Regions from separate parts of the Homo sapiens genome. Here region 2 is linked to region 1. The links are chromatin loops, found by intact Hi-C in ENCODE. Cell type or tissue: IMR-90. All regions are shown on one strand. Each heading gives the region's core, and the rest is flanking DNA. Links, peaks and the distances in the headings are about the cores only.

The links. Hi-C counts contacts between places; a loop is a spot of excess contacts. Peaks named below come from ENCODE experiments on the same cell type or tissue, not always from the same donor. Only the 100,000 strongest peaks of a DNase experiment are listed, where the experiment ranks them.
Region 2: it touches region 1 in a loop (7-fold over the local background); 3 of 110 quality-filtered maps call a loop at or near these places.

The regions. Positions count from the first base shown.
Region 1 is chr3:124,982,605-124,990,373 of GRCh38, reverse strand. All of the region lies in intron 14 of HEG1 (heart development protein with EGF like domains 1), which reads left to right. Among named protein-coding and RNA genes, the nearest start is that of MUC13, 52 kb to the right of the region's middle. In IMR-90, for the core only: a CTCF peak has its summit at 3,665 (motif pointing right); DNase peaks (open chromatin) are centred at 4,003 and 4,823; H3K27ac peaks cover 1,400 bases.
Region 2 is chr3:124,561,272-124,569,040 of GRCh38, reverse strand. It overlaps KALRN (kalirin RhoGEF kinase), which reads right to left. Exons shown (of 60, transcript NM_001388419.1): 34 at 5,952-6,198. All of the region lies in intron 2 of LOC105374076 (a long non-coding RNA gene), which reads left to right. Among named protein-coding and RNA genes, the nearest start is that of UMPS, 170 kb to the left of the region's middle. RefSeq lists a silencer at 3,805-4,099 and an enhancer at 3,805-4,099. In IMR-90, for the core only: a CTCF peak has its summit at 3,913 (motif pointing left); a DNase peak (open chromatin) is centred at 3,910; H3K27me3 peaks cover 1,405 bases.

The sequences.
Region 1 (7,769 bases), core at 955-5,954:
GAGCGACACTTCGTTTTAAAAAAAAAAAAAAACCCAAAAAACAACAACAAAAAAAACAAAGAGAAAGACTTGACTGGTACTGTTCAGGGGCTCAAGGTCTGGGCTGGGCAGGGAGAGAAACACTCACTCCTAAATACCCCTGCTGTGTGCTGAGTGTTACTGTGATAACCAGACATGGGGTGTGGGACGGGGAGGCAGGGACTGTGCCCACAGAAGAATGAGAGGACACTCGACAGTACTTCTTGGAGGGAGTGGAATTAGAGGAACAGTAGGAAAGATTTAGACTGGCGGGTATGGGGGGAGGACATCCCAGGCAGAGGGAGCAACTTAGACAAAGGTCTTCAGGCAGCCATGGGCCCTTGGTGTTCTGGGGACAGTGTGTAAGTGGATGTGGCTGGAAGATAGGAAGATCGGAAGGCAGAAAGTAGAGGATTTGGATTGGCAAAGTATATGAGGTCTGAACTGTTGGGGTTGGGATCACCAGGCTGAGGAGTGTAGACTCTAATCAATAACTGTCAGGCAGCTGGCAAAAGTCTTAGAGCAGGAAAGCAGTTTGATCAAGGAAAGCAATTTGGGCTGCATTGAGAACAGACTGGACAGAGGAGAATGTGGGTGCAGCTTAGATATTTCCAGCATAGTCCCACCAGGCATGCTAGAGACACACTTAGGAGTCCTCTCTGCTCCAGGTGGAAGTAGAGGGTGGAACGCCAAGCAGCCAAGAGTGTTGGTGGGGACTGTGAGCGGGGCGTGTTTTGCACCTAATCCAGTTCTTGGAGAAAACCAGTTGTGATTCATTTAAGATTGCTTGCACTGACATTTTCTTATATTCATACATTAGAAATTGAAATTATCTGCAAAATTAAATTTGGGGATATAGCATATCATAGGATGTAATAGAAATACTAACAATGAAGATTTTAGTTTAGGACAGCTTTGGCTCTCATCCTACAGACAAATGTGCCAGTGGACTATTTTATAAGTTTACTAGAAGGAAAGTAGACATGATTTTATTTAATGTGTGTAAAAAAGCCCCCAGTTTCTATTCCCCAGTGGTATACCTTACATCTGATTTCTTCAGTGGTGTTTTCTTTGTTCGTAAAGGTTTTCTATTAGCAAGTTTCATTATTGACTTTCTTTGAGCATAACTAAAAAATAAAAATAATGAAATAAAAATCAAACACATTCAATGCTGAATATAAAACTGACATAAAACTCTCTTGGTGCACCCAGCATGGTGCTACTCTCAGGTCAGAGTCTAGAGACTTGGAATTACATATCCATTTAGGATTACTGATGACTTTGGTCATCTGATTTATCTTGACTGCAGACTAGCAAGAGGTTACAGAAGATAGCCTCAGAGAAAGACTAGGGAGGCAATTCTAAAAGCAATTATATTTATAGTCATATGAGTAGAGAGGGAGGGACTCACAGAATTGATATTTGTTTTTCTGTGTTTTTGAGATGGAGTCTTGTTCTGTCGCCAGGCTGGAGTTCAGTGGCACGATCTCGGCTCACTGCAACCTCCGCCTCCTGGGTTCAAGCGATTTTCTTGCCTCAGTCTCCCAAGTAGCTGGGACAACAGGTGTGCACCACCACACCTAGCTAATTTTTGTATTTTTAGTAGAGACGGGGTTTTACCATGTTGGCCAGGATGGTCCCGATCTCTTGACCTTGTAATCCGCCCACCTCGGCCTCCCAAAGTGCTGGGATTCCAGGCGTGAGCCACCGTGCCCGGCCGATGTTTGTTTTTTAAGTAGCAACCTGCAGCCCTGAGTGGTGTAGTAAACAACCCTGTACTCTTTAGAAGTCCCAGAGGACACTGTGGGGCCATAGAACCATGTGAGCACGGCCCTTCACTCCAATGGACCCCAGTCATCACGCTCTAAATGGTGTTTGGTGCACTCAGTTTAATAAGGCAAGGAAGTTATCATATTTTAGGCTTTTTTATTTAATAAATTAAAGAATAGTCAAAATTCTTTTTAGGTGTCAATGCTGAACAGGGTAGGCTTGAGTATTTTGGAGATTTGGCTTATGTAAAACAGTCTGGATGGCAGTACATGTCCTTTCTAAAGATCAGTATTTAGGCAAGCCAGTTTCTCAGCTGGGCTCAGGGTCTTTATGCTTTTGTGTTTAGGAGGATATCTATGCCTTAAAGGGGCTGCCTGGTCTACAGAGTGGTGTGTGTTCACTTTTTCGTGTGAATCTCATTTCTCACTTGAAACCAGAACAGAGTCACAGAGAGCTCGTAAACTGATCAGAGAATGGAGTAGCCTGTGCACAAAAATAGATAAGAAAATCTATAACGTTTCAATGTGGAAAAAGGAGGCTGAATAATCAGACAGAAATTTAAGATATTTGAGTCTTGTTTCCCAAATGCTGGAATACTAGAACTACATGGTATATATATATATATATATATATGTGTGTGTGTGTGTGTGTGTGTGTGTGTACACATATATAGTCTTTCAGAAGAGATGCTTCAAGGCTAAGAGTAGAGGTTACATCACAAGCCTGCGGACCTGATCCTAAGATATTGTTAGAAACAGAGAGGCTTGGCCGGGCGCTGTGGCTCACGCCTGTAATCTCAGCACTTTGGGAGGCCGAGGCGGGCGGATCACGAGGTCAGGAGATTGAGACCGTCCTGGCTAACACGGTGAAACCCTGTCTCTACTAAAAATACAAAAAATTAGCTGGGCATGGTGGCGAGCGCCTGTAGTTCCAGCTACTCAGGAGGCTGAGGCAGAATGGCGTGAACCTGGGGGGGCGGAGCTTGCAGTGAGCCGGGATAGCGCCATTGCACTCTGGCCCGGGCGACACAGCGAGACTCCGTCTCAAAAAAAAAAAAAAAAAGAAAAAAAGAAACAGAGAGGCTTAGCAGCAGGAGGCTCAAAGTGCAGCAGACCTGTATCACGTGTGCAAGAAACTCATCTGAATGCAATCCCACCTGATGGCAGAGAAAGAGAGAGCCAGTGAGACAGGTGAGAGGTGTGGAGGTGTGGCCACCCTGTTCACGTGTGCCCCTCGGGTGAGCCAGGGAGCAGGAGGTAAGAGATATGACCTGCTCAGTCCTCTTGGGGCCTCTCATCCCTGACAGGCCTCTCATAGAATGAGCTAGTACTTTAAACCTGCTTTGGTCAGACAGCTCCCTAGTTTTTATTTTTTATTTTTAGAGATGAGGTCTCTCTCTATTGCCCAGGCTGGAGTGCAGTGGCCTGATCATGGCTCACTGTAGCCTCAACCTCTCAGGCTCAAGCAATCCTCCCACGTTGGTCTCCCAAAGTGTTAGGATTACAGGCATGAGCTACCACACCTGACCCCTAAATAAGTTTTATTAGAAAATGCTTCATGTTTCTCAGCGAATGGAAGAGTGATCCATCTAGGGAACATGAGTCTATAAAGGGCTGCAGGAAAGGGGTGTGAGCTGCAGGGCATTATTCTAAGTGGCACTGGTAATTTTTTTCTCAGAGATTATTAAGTACTATACATGTTTGGGGATGCTGTTTCCCTATGTCATTGACTATTCTGTAAGTTCTTATGTTAGGAAAAAGTCAAGTCCTCTCCATTATTTTTGTGGGGTTCTGGAAGTAGCCAAGATTTCTCTCTGATTCCTCAGACTTCCTTTTCCTTCCCATTTGTCCAAGTCACTGTCACTGTGTCCAGCAGAGGGCAGAGGCCTGTCTGGATGGTTTGCTCCTGGCCACCTTTTAGAACCGGCCGCCTATCTTTAGTTTGGTAACTTTTGTTATTCTGTGATGGCATGTAAATATCACTTTATCATTTTGATATCTCTATTAGTTTCAGTGTTGCAAGACAGTTAATATTATAGTGGCTGATAATAAGTAGCACTTGCCACCTGCCTCTTTCTCTGAGGTCTGGGCCAAGACCTGGGTGTTGGTTAAGGAGTTGGGAATTCATCCCTCTCTATGGTGATAGCATATTGGGAGTCTGTGACTCATCACTCAACGTTTTGTGCCAAATAGCAGGGCTCTGACTGCCCACCGCTATTACTCCCATTATTGCCACCCAAGACAGCAGGGGCCTTCCTGGGGCTGTGACTCAGGCTGGATTTTTCGTAGGCAAGAAATGCTTCTTCTCTATGCAGGCTTTTTAGGGCACATGCTCTACCCAAGCCCAATGAGGCTGGGGAGGCTGGCTTTTTCCAGCCAAGCACACATCATCCAACTCCAGTAGATTTTGGCATTAGGCATAACCTATGTCCCACCCCTCAAAAGTTTCTGTGCACTTTCTACTTGTGCCCAGATTTCAGTCCTTGCTCCTTACAGAGAAACTGGAAAGGGCAAGGCACAGTGGCTCACGCCTGTAATCCCAGCACTTTGGGAGGCCGAGGCAGGAGAGTCACTTGAGGTCAGGAGTTCGAGACCAGACTGGCCAACCTGGTGAAACCTCATCTCTACTAAAAATACGAAAATTAGCTGGGCATGGTGGCACATGCCTGTAATCCCAGCTACGCGGGAGGCTGAGGCAGGATAATCGCTTGAACCTGGGAGGCAGAGGCTACAGTAAGCCGAGATCGCACTATTGCACTCCAGCCTGGGCGACAGAGCAAGACTGTCTCAAAAAATAAACGAATAAATATCTGGAAAGGGCAGGACAAACCTTTCTCTCAAATCTTCACCCCCTGCTGGAGCAGGGCCCCCACTCCTGGGCAGCGCAGGCCTGCACCTTTCTTATCACAGCTCTCCTTTTAATTTTTTAAACACGTAAAATATCTCTCTGTTTATATCCCAGATTCCACCAATTTCAACAGCAAATATCCCATTTGCCAGATGGCCCCAGAATTCTTTTAGGAATGTGTCATCAGATGTGTCTCTCACTCCCCTTGCCTCCACCCTTTTCTTAGGGCGTGCACATTTCCTCTGTTGCTGGAAGTTTACGTTGGTTCCTCCTCACAGTTTCATAATTGCTAAACAACTTTGGGTTGTTTAGCCTTTTTTCTATTTTTAAAATAAATTCCTTTTTTAAAAAATAACAATATAGCACATGCCCATTAATTTCCCCTATTTTAACCCAAATTAATTAGAAAATAAATAGAAGTTAAGGGAAGAGGAGAGTAAACAGTCTCACCACCCATTAAACACTATGTTCACCATGTTTCCTTACTACTAAGTGTGGGGCATAGGCCAGCAGGATCCATGTCACCTTGGAGCTTATTGGAAATGAGCAACTTCGGGCTCCCCACTCCAGACCCACTGAATCCGAATCTGAATTCTCACCAGGCCCATAAATTTAGTTAATATGCAGATTTATATGCATATTAAAGTTAGAGAAACACTGGTATTATATATTTTTCCAGAGATATATATGTGTATGTCTTTTTAACAGAAATTGGATCTCACTGAACATACTGTTCTGTAACCTGCTTTTAAACCTAGTAAACTGTGGAATGTTTTCACTTACGTAATTTTATAATGTTACGTTTGATAGTCCTGTGAAATTCTGCTCTATGGACCTACTGTAACTTCCTTAACCATTCCCCTCTTACTGCCTTTCAAAAGTCTCTTTTTAAAATATTCCTGTCATCTAAGCCATTCTTCTGTTTTTTGTTTGTTTTTGTTTTGTTTTTTGGTTGTTTTTTTGTTTTTTGGTTTTTTTTGAGACGGAGTTTCACTCTTGTTGCCCAGGCTGGAGTGCAGTAGTGCGATCTTGGCTCACTGCAACCTCTGCCTCCCGGGTTCAAGGGATTCTCCTACCTCAGCCTCCTGAGTAGCTGGAATTACAGGCCCCACCACCACACCTGGGTAACTTTTTGTATTTTTAGTAGAGGCAGGTTTTCATCATGTTGGCCAGGCTGGTATCGAACTCCTGAACTCAGGTGATCCACCTGCCTCAGCCTCCCAAAGCGCTGGGATTACAGGCATGAGCCACCGTGCCTGGCCCCATTTTTCTGTTTTATGGTTATTGTCATTTTGTGATCATAGAGCTCACATAATTCTCCTAGATTACTTTTTTCTGGCCACAGACATTTTTTTCCATCCCTCTTTCATATTTGCCACGTCTCTTTTGTAGGTCATCCTTTCATTCAAAGGGTCTGCACCTCTTCAGAGGAGACCCCTGCCTCACAGCCTCCCAGTGTAGCCAGCAGGGAGTGAGAGTCTGCCTTCCCCACTGACAGCCCTCTTCCCGTGAAGCCAGACATTCCGCTTAAATATCTTTCTACACTGTCTTCCCAGCCCAACCCACGGTCTGATGGCAGGTGTAGAAGGTGTCTTTCAGTTGTGTTCACCCAGTTGTTGCCTTGGGTTATAAAAGACTTAGACCAATGGAAATGCTGTGTGTTGGTGGAAGTCACTCAGAACAAACATCTGGGAAGACAGCACTAAACTGCTTAGGAGGAAGGAGGGAGAATCTATTAATATTACCCAGAAGGCAGCTGGAAGTCTCATTCAGCTAAAAGCAGTCATTTTACTCGGTCTTGACTGGCCTCCCTTCACTTCAAACGGGGTAAGGCAGGGATTGGGGAGAGGGAACTGTTGTTCTGTACCCAACCCTTCTGCTAGCGAGGACTATTTGGTGAGGTGGAAGGGATAGAGTTGTGTAAAACATCAGGAGAAAGTGACAATCATGTGGGGCACTGTCACAGTGGAGAGTGGTGGGCACCGGGTATGTTCACACCCTGGTTGTAGACTTGCAAAAGGTGAATTTCAGAAGGTGCGGGAGAAAATAAGAATGCTGTGAACAGAGATGGAGGAGGAATGGAAAGATTTTAAAGGCAAAATTTGTCTGAGTGCGGTGGCTCACACCTGTAATCCCAGCACTTTAGGAGGCCGAGGCGGGAGGATTGCTTGAGCCCAGAAATTTGAGACCAACCTGGGCAACATAGCGAGACCTCATCTCTAAAAAAAAAAAAAAAATCAGCCAGGCATGGTGGCATGCACTTAGTGTCCCAGCTGCTTGGGAAACTGAGGTGAGAGGATCACTTGAGCTGGGGGGTGAGGTTACAGTGAGATGTAATCATGCCACTACACTGCAGCCTGGGTGACAGAGCAAGACCCTGTCTCAAAAAAAAGATTAAAAAATAAAAGGCAAAATTCTAACCATAAATCACAAGTGAGCTCAGTGAGGAAAAATATGGAGAGAACTGAATGCATTGTAAGATAAAAACTAATGTGGCTACCTAGAAAATTCTGTAATGTGTTCAAGAATCTTAAAGGAAGGTTGGCTAAGGTTCTCCTGGAGTAAGTGAGCCCAGCTAGCCTAAGCGACAAAGAGAGTTTATTGGAAGAATCCTGGCATCAGGAGTGGAAGGAACCAAGGAAGTGGAGGAAGGAAGCTCAGCAGCTGGGGGTAGCGAGGAGCTTCCTGTGAGAGCACATGTTGCCATGACTGCATCCTCATGGCTCATCTCCACTCTTTGCCATGTATCTGTATGCAGGCTCTCCTTCCCAGACAACATGATGGGAAATAGGGTCACCAAACAGCTCTTGGTTGGGGGTGGGGAGGTCTCTAGCTCAGCAATTGTGAAAGTGATGGCCCTCTTTTCCCAAATTCCTGGGAAGTAACTAATTGATCCACTTTGGATGGTGGGTTTGTTCCAGGACCAGCCAGCTGTGTCCAGGGGATGGTGTTACATGTCCGAGTGTGCCCACCCCCGGCTGCAGATGGAAGGGGGTGCACAGTTTTCAGAAGGGGGGTGGCTAAGCAGATAGTCCAGTAGATCCCATCCAAATAAGCATATAAACATAAACAAATATGGCTCTGGGGAAAGGCTAAGGCCCAGAATGTGCTGTTGGTTTGATGAAAGATGCTAA
Region 2 (7,769 bases), core at 1,308-6,307, 420 kb after region 1:
ACCTAGACTGGTTATTGGAGCCTGGGGCAGAAGTACCCAGGACCAATACTTTTTAAAAGCCATTCTCACCATTTTTAAGTGTACAGTTCAGTGGCATTAAGTCCATTCACATTGTCATGCAACCATCATCACCATCCATCTCCAGAACATTTTTCATCTTGCAAAACTGAAACTCTGTACCCAACAGGCACTAATTCCCCATTCCCTCCAGCCCCTGGCAATCATCATTCTTTCTACATCTAAAAAGTTGACTACTCAAGGTATTTCATTTAAATGGAATCATATAGTATTTGTCCTTTTGTGTCTGGCTTGTTTCACTTATCCTAATGTCCTCAAGGTTCATTCATGTTGTGGCATGTGTTAGAATTTCCTAACTTTCTAAGGCTGAAGAGTATCCCATTGTATGTATATATTCAATTCACCTGTTGCTGGACACTGGGGTTGCTTTCACCTTTTGACTATTGTGAATAATGCTGCTATGAGCATGGGTGTACAAATTTCTGCTTGTGTCCTTGCTTTCAATTCCTTTGGATATATACTCAGATGTTGGATTGCTAGATGATATGATAATCTTATTTTTACTTTTTTGAGGAATCCCATACTGTTTTCCATGGCAGCTGTACCATTTTGCATTCCCACCAGCAGTGTACAAGGGTTCCAATTTCTCCACATCCTCATAACACTTGTTATTTTCTGTGTGTGCACATTTTAAACAATAGCCATCCTTTGCAGTGACATGTTATTGTTGTTTTGATTATCATTTTCCTAGCAATAATTAGTGATGTTGAATATCTTTTCATGTACTTATTGGTCACTTGTATATCTTCTTTGGAGAAATTTCTGTTTAAGTCCTTTGTCCATTTTTAAATTTAGTTTTTGGTTGTTGTTGTTGAGTTGCAGGAGTTCTTTATATAATCTGGACATTAACCCTCAACCTTTCTAATACATCTTTAAGTATCTCCTAAGCTTGACACCCTGGGGGTGCTGAGTCCACAAAGCAGTGGTTCTCAACCCTAAGGGAACATCAGAATCACTAAGTTTGTTCTTCTTCTTTTTTTTTCCCCCTGAGATAGAGTCTCACTCTTTTGCCCAGGCTGGAGTGCAGTGGCGTGAACACAGCTCACTATAGCCCTGAACCCTCAGGCTCAAGCAATCCTCCCATCTCAGCCTCCTGAATAGCTGGGACTACAGGTGCATGCCACTATGCCCGGCTAATTTTTTTCTTTTTATTTTTTTCACAAAAGAACTTAAAAATATACTGATGTCCAGGTCCTTGGCAGCTGGATTAATTGTTCTGGGGTGGATATGAGGCATCAGTATTTTTAGAAACCTCCTCCAGGTGGTTTCTAAGGTGCATCCAGAGTTGGAAACCACTGCTACAAAGGCTTGCCTCTTGGGAGGTGCTGCCCTCCACCACCTGCTGCTGTGAAAGTGAGAGGGGCCTGTGGAAAGGCAGGACTAGGGCTGGAGGGCCCAATCCCAGTGAGAAGCCCTAAGATGTCAGAGTGGCAGTAAAGTAGCAGGAAAGGCAGCCCCACCCCAATTCTGACACACAGCCCCACTCTTTTTCACCAACCCCATCATGAATGACACCAAGACTTATCAGGAGGAAATAACCAACCACTGCTCCCACAGAAGGCAGAGGAGGGAAGGGCAGAGAGGAGCCCTAGCACTACCCAGAAGCTCAACAGGTGCTGGGAGCCCTGGTCTGCTCCAGCTTGGCCACAGACTCCCTGTGGCTTCAGGGAGGTCACCTTGCTTTCCTGAGCCTGAGTGTTCTCTTGGAAGAGAGGAGACCGGGCTAGTGCAGTGGTTCTCAACCCTGACTGCACCTTAGATTCACCTATGGAACACTTAAAAATACTGACCCTCAGGCCCCATCCAGAGATTCTGATTCCATTTGTTCTAGGTGGGGTCTGGGCATTGTCATTTGGAAAAGCTCCCAGATGATTCTCATGTGCAGCCAGCGTTGGGAACCCTGTGCTAGTGGATCATCAAGAACCATCCTGTGGTTCTTTTGTCCCCATTTCTGGGGTGATAGTCATGGCCTGAGCACTCACAAGGTGCTTAGCCCTCACACATAGTCCCTGCTTCACACAGCCTGCAAGAGTGCTGACTTGGTGCTCTCTGCAAATGCTAAGAGGACCAGTTCTCTTATGGGAATTGAAAAAGGAATTGATTCCAACCTCCTGACACCAGATGAGACCACTCTGTCCTATTCCACAACCCCCAGAGGAACATTTTATTCTCAATCTAGTTGTGCATAACTTATAAGGTAAAGCACCCACTGGAGACAAATTACTGCTGAGAGAAGAAAAGGCGGTTTGCCAAGCAGGCAGCCAGCTGGAATAAGAGAAGGAATAGCTTATTGGGTCTTAGCTAAGGCCAACACTCTGGGCAGACCCCAGAGAGACAGGGAAAGGGTTTTGAGGCTGGGCTATGTGCATAACTGCACACACTTTCAAATGGGGTCTAGTTAAGGGCATAAGGAGTGCTCCATGGAGAATGCAGACTTAGGTCCTTTTTTTTTTTTTTTGAGACAGGGTTTCACTCTGCAACCCAGGCTGGAGCACAGTGGTATGATCATGGCTCACTGCAGCCTCAGCCTCCCAGGGTCAGGTGATCCTCCCACCTCAGCCTCCTGAGTAGCTGGGACTATATAGGTGCACACCACCCCACCTGGCTAATTTTTAAATTTTTTTTGTAGAGACAGGGTTTCGCCATGTTGCCCAGGCTGGTCTCGAACGCCTGAGCCTGAGCAATCCACCTGCTTCAGCCTCCCAAAGTGCTGGGATTACAGGAGTGAGCCACTGCGCCTGGCCGACTTAGGTCCTTGACTGTTGGGAGTCGGGGACCTCTGTATTCAGAGCTCACATGGGTGAGAAGATAGTAAGACCTCACAGGATGCCATTTGAAAGCTCAGCATAATTGGCCTAAGCTTGGGGAAACAGGAACCAACCTGGAAATAAAAAGCCAAAGAAATGGGTGATAGGCACTGCTGGTACCTTTAAGAAGCTATGCTGGTTGGCAGAATTAGCTGGAAAGTTCTATGACAGCCTCCCTCCCAGCTTTGTCTCTTGCCTCTATTTTCCATTCCTGGTCTTCATCTCCTATTTTTAGTTAAATCTCCACTAATCTGTCCTATAGTCGAGACAACCCCCAGTCCTGTGCAATTCTTACCCTGAATGCTTCCACCTCCCACTTCGGGATCACAGATTGACTCTGACACTGCTCTCTGGCTTTCCACCTTGGGTTTGCTCCTGCGAAGTTGCACATGTGGCAGCCCCAGCAGGGAGGGAGTGCACATTTTACCCAGCCTCAGGCTAGGAGGCCAGGTCTAGGTCAGGAAGTCTCATCTTCCCTTGAAGCTGAGTCCCTCCTGATGAAAACGACCCACACCTGGGGATCCAAGGAACGTTAGCCTTTTGCGGCAAATGAATTGCTGTGCTTGATTTTGTCTCTGCAGATGGGTCTCTCAACTGGACTTGTGGGAGTGTGTAGTTATTTTGCTGGATAATCTATGGCAAATGATATAATAGCAAAAACTTATCATGACAACTAAAGTGCATTGAATGCCAGGCACTGCTGTGTTTTGTCTCCATTACCTCATTTTACCCTCACAATCTACCTTCTGTGTACCCTCTTCTCCTCTTGGCTAGACTTCAAGCGGAACCAGATTCCTGAGTTTCCTTGATTTTCCTCTTGTGCCTGCAATTTCAAATTCCCACACAACTTCCTGACACAGTCCCTCCTTAGTCCTCAGAGGACAGGGGGGAAAGCAGGCAATGATTAAATTGGGAGTGGAGGGCACGAGGAGAATTAGGACGTCGGTCTTAGCTGACATTTTTCTCCTGGTGGAAAAAACCCTGGAAGGCTGGATGCAGCACAAACAATTCAGCCTGCTGCTGCCATCTAGTGGAGGAAAGGAAGTCAGGCTTTGGAGGTAGACCAGATGGCACTCCAGACACCGGAGTGTTTTAAATATGTTCTGAGTTCACAGTTAACCATCAGGAAGCCTGCAGCAGGTCTCCATGCTGACCCTCGTCCCCATCTTCCTCTCCTAGAAATATCTAGCACAGGTCTGCATAGAAGGCATGCCTGCTGCTGATTATCTGGCCAGTTACAAAAATAAGCCCAGAACTAAGGCCTGGCTTTGGCTTCCTCAGTGTAAAATGCTTGGCTGCAAGGCCTCTGCCACTTGGACTTCACAAGTCAGTGGATCTCAAACTCAAATGTGCATCAGAGCCACCTGGAAGGCTTGTTAAAATACAGACTGTTGGGACCCACCGGCTCTGGAGGAGTGGGGGTTCTGATCATTTGCGTTTCTTTCTTTTTTAAAATTAAATTTAAAAACACTTTTTGAGGCAGGACCTTGCTCTGTCACCCAGTCTGGAGTGCAGTGGTGCAAGCATGGTTTACTGTAATCTTGTCTTCCCAGGCTCAAATGATCCTCCTGCCCCAGCCCCCCACTGAGTAGCTGGAACTATGGGTGTGTGCCACCATGCCTGGCTAAAATTTTTTAGTTTTGTAGAGATGGGGGTCTCACTATGTTGCCCAGTCTGGTCTCAAACTCCTAGCCTCAAGCCAGCCTCCCAAAGTGTTGGGATTACAGGTGTGAGCCACTGTACCTGGCTTTTAACTTTGATTTTTTATTTTTAGAGGTGCGGTCTTTCTCTGTCAGCCAGGTTGGAGCGCAGCGATGCAATCATAGCTCACTGCAGCCTCAAACTCCTGGGCTCAAGTGATCCTCCTGCCTCACCATGCCCTGAGTAGTTGGAACTACAAGTGAACACCACCTTGCCCAGCTAATTTTTTTTTTTTTTTTTTTTTTTTTTTGAGACGGAGTTTCGCTCTGTCGCCCAGGCTGGAGTGCGGTGGCGCGATCTCGACTCACTGCAAGCTCCGCCTCCCGGGTTCACGCCATTCTCCTGCCTCAGCCTCCCGAGTAGCTGGGACTACAGGCGTGCGCCACCATGCCCGGCTAATTTTTGTATTTTGCCCAGCTAATTTTTTTAATTTTTTTTTTTTTTTTTTTGAGACAGAGTCTCGCTCTGTTGCCCAGGCTGGAGTGCAGTGGCACAATCTTGGCTTGCTGCAGCCTCATGGCAACCTCAGCCTCTCGGGTTCAAGTGATTCTCCTGCCTCAGCCTCCCAAGTAGCTGGGACTACAGGTATGTGCCGCCTTGCATTTTTAAATTTTTGTAGAGACAGGGTCTCACTAAGTTGCCCAGGCTGGCACCTGCATTTCTAACAGGTTCCCAGGGCATGCTGATATTACTAATCCAGAGACCACCCCTAAAGAAACACTGTCATGAGGAGTTTAGTCTCCCTGGCATGAGAAAAAGTGAGTAAACAGGCATGTGAAGGGAACACAGAGCTTACATACAATAAAAGCCAAGGCTAGAATACTTTATCTGTTGAAGGCACATAAAGGAGTCATGGACCTCAAAGCCTGGCTGGGCTGAGGGAAGGATCAGATCTGACTCAGCTGTGGCTCCTCCCTGGGTGTGCCTGGTGTCTCCAGGTCAGCATGTGAGTACTTGGTCGGGGGTCAGAGAGCCAGAAGTTGCTGTGGAGCGGGAGTGGGTCAGTGGAGAAAGGATGAGTCTAAACCATATTTGGCCAAAGGTAGAAGAGGACTTTCCCGAATGTAGTGTGATATGATGGGAAAACTGGAAGAGATCTTGGAGGTTACTTAATTCAACCTTCATTTCCAAGATGAAACTGACTCAGGAAGGCTAAATGACTTTCCCAAAGTCACACACAGTTACTCGGGAGCTCTTCCTCTCCAAGTTCCCAACCCATTCTCTTCACAGTCAGGTCCCAAAGAAACCCCACAGGGTAAAAATGGGTCTGTGAGACAGGTCACTTCCATGGTGGTCTTCAGCTAGAGTCAGGCCAGCGCTCATGGCCTCCTTGGTCTGTGCCTCCCACCCGCTCTGTTCTCCTACCTTTCACCAAGGGGAAGAAGCAGTCCATCTCCACGCTGCTTCGGGAGTGTGAGATGCACAGGGCGCTGCTGGGGACCAGACCCTCCAAGGGCGGGCTCCGTTCGGTGGTACGGACCAGACACCAACCAGGCCGCTCGCTGGGCCGCTCCAGCAGCTCTACCGTCTGCCCCACCTGGATGGTCAGCTCACTGCTGTGGCCCGCACTGAAGTCCTGGAGGACCACTGTCAGCTCACATCCACCAGAGAGCTTTGGAGGGTGGTGGTGGAGGGAGTAGAACAGGAGGGCATGGAGGAAGGGGGGAGAAATATGGGAGAGGGTTGGTGAGAGGGGACGAAGGATGTGTGAGAGCAGAGGTAAGGAGGAAGAGAAGGGGAATAAAGAGGAAAAATGGTGTTTAGGGCAGAGAGATGGCAGAAGATGAAAAGGAGAGTTGAGAACAGGAAAGAAAACAAGAAAAAAATGTAATTAGCACAGTGCTATTCAATCACTCAGGCTTTCTAGCTGTAGCCACAGTCTGAAGCCTGCCCAGAACCAGGGCTTTGATTCTAATTCCTCTTACTTCGTTAGAGCTCATTATTCCTTTGCCAAGCTTCAGCTAATTGTGCCGTTAAACCCCTTCCCTATATGCCCCTTTACTCCTTCCAAGGGTTCTACCCTGTGCCCTGTCCCTGCCCTGACTACCACCCTCAGACTCCTATTGTATGGGCATCTATTCTAACTCACCCCTCCCATTAGATTCTCACTAGATGATAGGGAATAATGGAAGAGACAGCCTTCCTTCCTTCTAACCCCTGCAACACCTCCCATCCCCACCCCTTACTGGAGCCATCAGCCTAAAATCGAGGCTACGAGGACTACAAAAAGAATGGGGCTTCAATTCAAAGGCAGAAGTAAAGCAATGTCTGTCTGGGAGGGGAATAGCCTCAAAGGCTCAGGCACTGGGGACCAGGAGGAAGAATCAGAAGGGAAGACGGGCCACTTCTTACTTAGGAGCATACGCCCAGCCCTCATGCTCCATGCTGGCTTGTCTCCACACTGGCATCTTCCTAATTCACTGATCCTGGGGCAGAAGCAATAAAAGGGGTTGACAGGAACAACCCCTACTGGCTGAATGCTGAGACTTCTCACTTTTTCACCTTGGGGATTTGGCCCCACTTCCCCCCTTTCTTCTGGCTTCATATTTCCATGAGAATCCATTCGGTTATTAGTTTGTCTCATAGAACTAAGTACAGTCTCCCTCTTGGAAGAGCAGCTGCACTTAGAGGCAGAGTGACAGGTAGGGAACGGAAGGAATGAGGAGGCTGAGGCCCAGCTTGGTAGCCTGTTATCCTCTAAAGTTCACCCCAAAAGCAGTTTGGAGGCAAAGTCCTTGCACCACCTCCAGGAATTCGACTTCAGTCTGTGCATCTCTGATTTAAGCCTTCAGGGCCCAAATTTTCTGCACCAGTGGCCATATTAGTGCACTTGTCCAAATATGTTGTGTAGCCATTTCACACACATTCTGGGAAGCTTCTGCCCAGTGGCATACACAGTGAACGCCACAGTGAGTAGATAATTAACAGTCCCACCAGGACCAAAAGCTCAGCATTCAGGACTGTGAGAGATTTACACTAAAGGGACTTCGATATCAGAGGGGGCTTGAAACGGTTAAAATAATGCATCAGACTGATGTTGGCAATATGCATCACCACCAGTTACAGGGCAGGGAGTCTGTGCTAACCACGTCCCCATAGGACTGCCATTGGGATCAGATCAGGAAATCTGCAGGACAGAAGGTAGAAGGTAGAAGGTGGAAGGAGACAGAAGAAAATATTTTT